Linked DNA regions of Homo sapiens: region 2 is linked to region 1. Evidence: read pairs that join two places in POLR2A ChIA-PET (ENCODE). Cell type or tissue: CD4-positive, alpha-beta T cell. All regions are shown on one strand.

Region 1 (2,500 bases):
TGACCCCTGACTGATTTTCTCAATCTGGGCTTATTCTGCTTTCGATCCAACCTGCTCTTGGTATTTCTTGACTATGTCAAAATCATTCTGGCTTCAGGGCCTTGTTGCTTCCTCTTCTGCAGTATTCTTCATCAGCTCTTTCTCATGGTTACCAGCTCAGCTGATATCAGAGAGGCCTTCCGTGACCACACGACTTACAGGGGTACCCCCTCCCCATTCATCACTCTGACAGTACCAACCTATACATAGCAGCCTGTAAGATACATATATTTTAAATCTTTTTCCCCTTTCTAGAATGTGCGTTCCATGAGGGCAGGGACCTTACCTATGTTATTTACCATTGTATGCTTAACACCTAGAATAGTGCCTTGCAGTAAATATGTGCAAAACAAATAGAGCAAATATCTTTTTTTGGGGGGACGGAGTCTCATAGAGCAAATATCTTTTTGAGTGCTTGAGAACTCTTCTTGCCTAAAATGGAAGAGAGGGTTGTGTCACGAGACCTTGGGGCAGTCCCTTAAACCTTTCGCATCTTAGTATTCTTACCTCAAGAATCATGGTGGTAGATCCATGGTCTTTACGCTCCCTTCTGGCATTAGAATTCTTTTTTTTTTTTTTTTTGAGATGAGATGGAGTCTTGCTGTGTTGCCCAGGCTGGTGTGCAGTGGCGCGATCTTGACTCACTGCAACCTCCGCCTCCTGGATTTAAGCAATTCTCCTGCCTCAGCCTCCTGAGTAGCTGGGACTACAGGCGCCCGCTACCACACCCAGCTAATTTTTTGTATTTTTAGTAGAGACAGGGTTTCACCGTGTTAGCCAGGATGGTCTCGATCTCCTGACCTCGTGATCCACCCGCCTCGGCCTCCCAAAGTGCTGGGATTACAGGCATGAGCCACCACACCCAGCCCCTGGCATTAGAATTCTGTGAATTATAAGTATTTTTTAGTATCTCCAAAAAATTGTTGCATGATTAAGACTAAGTTGTTTTTACCATATTTAAAATACTTCTGTATTGATACATAGCGTACTAAGACTTTAAGGCATAATTTTTAAAAATTTACTTTGAAATACCTCTATAATGCAGTATAAGTGTTCCTAAAAATCACTGTGGTATGAAAATGGTGCAAAAAAATGAGAGCAAGGGGGTTAGGATCACAACACTCAAACACTTTGTCAGTTACACTATAAAAAAGGATAAGAACCTAATTATAATAGTGGCACAGTTTTTCGCAAGTTAAATGATTAAGAAACACATAAATGTGGCATTCCATCTTGAAAAAGCCCTGAGATTTGCTTGTTGAAGTGGGTTGCTGAAGGATTGCAGCTTGTAAGTTATTGTGAAGGGCTGTGAGGTAGGTTATTTGCAATCTGATGGAAGGTTGCAACACCCAGTGTGGATGGGTGTGGTTGATAGTTGTGGTGAACTGAGACAGCTGGTAGGTATTTTGAGGTGCGTGCATTTTGTATGCAGTATTTCTACATGGTTCGGTTTAATTTTCTGAACTCAATTCAGCTGGGTACAATTTTCTGTTGTTCACCTGGTGTTTGTCTCAGAGGACAAATTGCACGTAAGCTAATGTGAAATTCATGTGTTATGCCCCAGTTTTTCCCTAATATGTTAATCATGTAGAAACAAATTTGCATTGAAAACAAGCATTATAGGAACATTGACTGTAATTTTAGTCTTTAAAAATGTTGCACAAATAGTACACAAAGTTTTCTCTTTTTTTTTTTTTTTTTTTTTTTTTTTTTTTGAGATGGAATCTTGCTTTGTCACCCAGGCTGGAGTGCAGGGGCACAATCTCAGCTCACTGCAACCTCTGCCTCCCAGGCGATTCTTGTGCCTCCACCTCCCAAGTAGCTGGGATTATAGGTGTGCGCCACCATGCCCAGATAATTTTTGTATTTTTAGTAGAGACCGGGTTTCGCCATGTTGGCCAGGCTGGTCTGAAACTCCTGAGCTCAAGCAGTGTACCACCTGTACCTCCCAAAGTGCTGGGATTACAGGCGTGAACCACTGTGCCTGGTCACAAAGTTTTCATATGCCCTTACCCAGTGTCCCTACATGACCATAGTATAGCGATCAAAAACCAGGAAGTTAACGTTGATGCTACACTGTTCACTAACCTTAGCTCTTACTCCGATTTTGTCATGTGTTTCATTGTTGCTGTTTTTCTCTTTCAGGATCCAAATCAAGATCCCATATTTCACTTAATTGTCGTGGTTCCTTAGTCTTTTCCAATCGGGGACCATTCATTACTCTGTCTTTCATGACCTTGACACTTTAAAGAGTACTGTTATTTTGTGGAGCATTGCCCCAGTTTGGATTTTTCTGATGTTTCTTTACGGTTAAGTTGAGGTTATGCATTGTTGGCAAGAACAACCACAGAACTGATGTTGTGCTCTTCTCGGCATGTCACATGCTTGAAGTCGAGAGATAAGACATTAGTTTTTAAGATATGTTTAGTGTTTTTAAGTTTTAGTTGTAAAATACAGTTTG
Region 2 (2,500 bases), 52 kb before region 1:
CTAGGATCCCATGGTGCGTTTAGTTGTCATGTCCTCCTACTTTCTTCCAGTATGCAAAATTTCCTCCATCTTTTTTTTTTTTTTTGAGATGGAGTCTCGCTATGTTGCCCAGGCTGCAGTGCAGTGGCACGATCTCGGTTCACTGTAACCTCCACCTCCCACGTTCAAGCGATTCTCCTATCTCGGCCTCCCTGGTAGCTGAGATTACAGGTGCCCTCTACTATGCCTGGCTAATTTTGTATTTTTAGTAGAGATGGGGTTTCACCATGTTGGCCAGGCTGTTCTCAAACTCCTGACCTCAGGTGATCTGCCCGCCTCGGCTTCCCAAAGTGCTGGGATTACAGGTGTGAGCCACCATGCCTGGCCCTTTCTTTGTCTTTTATGTCCTCGACATTTTTGTGGAATGCCCCTTAATTTGAATTTGCCTGATGATTTATCTGGTTAGATTGAGGCACCGTCGGCCCTCTGTATACACAGATTCAGCCAACCACAGATGGAAAATGTGGTTAGGTCCACAGTGTTTGTGTCTGTACTGAACATATACAAACTGGTTTTTTTTGGTCATTATTCCCTAAAAAACACAGTATAACAACTATTTATCTAGCATTTACATTGTATTAGATATTTTAAGTAATCTAGAGATGATTTAAAGTATACAAGAGGCTGTGTGTAGGTCATATGTAAATACTGTGTCATATATCAGAGACTTGAGCATCTGCAGATTTTGGTATCCTCAAAGATACTGGAACCTATCCCCCATGGATAGCAAGGGACAACTCTAATGCATTTTTGGCAAGAATACCACAGAAATGATGTTGATGTTATGTCCTTTCTTTTCTGAGATGGAGTTTCGCTCTGTAGCCCAGGCTGGAGTGCAGTGGTGCAATCGACAATCTTGGCTCACCGCAACCTCTGCCCACTGGGTTCAAGCAATTCTCCTGCCTCAGCCTCCTGAGAAGCTGGGATTACAGGTGCACCCCACCACACCCAGCTAAGTTTTGTATTTTTAGTAGAGACAGAGTTTCTCTATGTTGTCCAGGCTGGTCTCAAACTCCTGACCTCAGGTGATCTACCCGCCTTGGCCTCCCAAAGTGTTAGGATTACAGGCGTGAGCCACCACGCCCAGCTACCTTGTTTTTTGAAACTGGGTCTCACTCTGTCACACAGGCTGGAGCGAAGTAGTGTGATCATGGTTCACTGCAGCCTTGACTTCCTGGGCCCAATCAGTCACCCTCACCTCAGCTTCTGAAGTTGAGGGAAGGCCCACAGGCATGCACTACCATGCCCGGCTAATTGCAAAAATTTTTTGTAGAGACAGGGTCTCACTGTGTTGTCCAGGCTGGTCTCGAACTCCTGGGCTCAAGTGATCCTCCTGCCTCAGCCTCCCAAACTGCTAGAATTACAGGCATGAGCCACCGCACCCTGGCTGTATTCTTCAGTTAGCACATTATATCAGGAGGTGTGTGATGTTGATGTGTCTTGTTACTGGTGATGTTTGCTTCGATCACTTGGTTGAAGTGGTGTCTGACAGGCTTTTCCATTGTAAAGTTACTATTTTTGCCATTGTAATTAATAAGCATTTTGTGGAAGCCAATATCCTGTTTCTTATCATACTTTTACCTACAAACGTTAACATCCTTTGATGATTTTTGCCTGCAGCAATTTTTTTAAACTTTTATTTTAAGTTCAAAGGTACAAGTGCAGATCTGTTGCATAGGTAAACTTGTGTTACGGGGTTTGTTGTAAAGATTATTTCATCACCCAGGTATTATACCCATTAATTATTTTTTCTGATCCTCTCCCTCCTCACACCCTCCACCCTCCAAAAGGCCCCAGTGTGTGTTGTTTCCCTCTGTGTGTCCATGTGTTCTCATTTAGCTGCCACTTATGAGGACATGGGGTATTTGGTTTTCTGTTCCTGCATTAGTTTGCTAAGGATAATGGCCTCCAGCTCCATCTGTGTCCCTGCAGAGGACATGATCTCGTTCTTTTTTTATGACTACCTGCAGCAATTCTTACTGTGGTGTTTTCCAAATGTAACTTTCTGTTTCCATCATTCATTCTGTACTTATTAGTTAATTGGAATTCCACTGTAAGGAAGAGATGTCTCTTCTCCCTCATTTCTTTTTTTTTTTTTTTTTTTTTTGAGATGAAGTCTAGCTCTGTCACCCAGGCTGGAACGCAGTGGCACAATCTTGGCTCACTGCACCCTCTGCCTCTCGGATTCAAATGATTCTCGTGCCTCCACCACCTGAGTAGCTGGGATTACAGGCATGCGCCACCATGCCCTGCTACTTTTTTTTGTATTTTTAGTAGAGATGGGTTTCACCGTGTTGGCCAGCCTGGTCTTGAACTCTTGACCTCAGGTGATCCACCTGCCTCAGCCTCCCAAAGTGCTGGGATCACAGGCTTGAGTCACCACGCCCAGCCCTCCTTCATGTATTTCTTTCTTATTTCTTTACATAAGTATGAACTCATGGATATTTATTTAATTCTGGGG

What was found. ChIA-PET counts read pairs that join two places held together with the same protein. Peaks named below come from ENCODE experiments on the same cell type or tissue, not always from the same donor. Only the 100,000 strongest peaks of a DNase experiment are listed, where the experiment ranks them.
Region 2: POLR2A ChIA-PET joins it to region 1 with 6 read pairs; 9 of 35 experiments call an interaction of 5 or more read pairs at or near these places.

The regions. Positions count from the first base shown.
Region 1 is chr2:98,663,455-98,665,954 of GRCh38, reverse strand. The region is part of intron 4 of MGAT4A (alpha-1,3-mannosyl-glycoprotein 4-beta-N-acetylglucosaminyltransferase A); the gene reads left to right. Among named protein-coding and RNA genes, the nearest start is that of UNC50, 56 kb to the right of the region's middle. In CD4-positive, alpha-beta T cell, no CTCF peak of the experiment used is centred here; DNase peaks (open chromatin) are centred at 1,404 and 2,384; H3K4me3 peaks cover 1,439 bases; H3K27ac peaks cover 2,079 bases.
Region 2 is chr2:98,714,964-98,717,463 of GRCh38, reverse strand. All of the region lies in intron 2 of MGAT4A (alpha-1,3-mannosyl-glycoprotein 4-beta-N-acetylglucosaminyltransferase A), which reads left to right. Among named protein-coding and RNA genes, the nearest start is that of MGAT4A, 15 kb to the left of the region's middle. In CD4-positive, alpha-beta T cell, no CTCF peak of the experiment used is centred here; a DNase peak (open chromatin) is centred at 1,203; H3K27ac peaks cover 826 bases.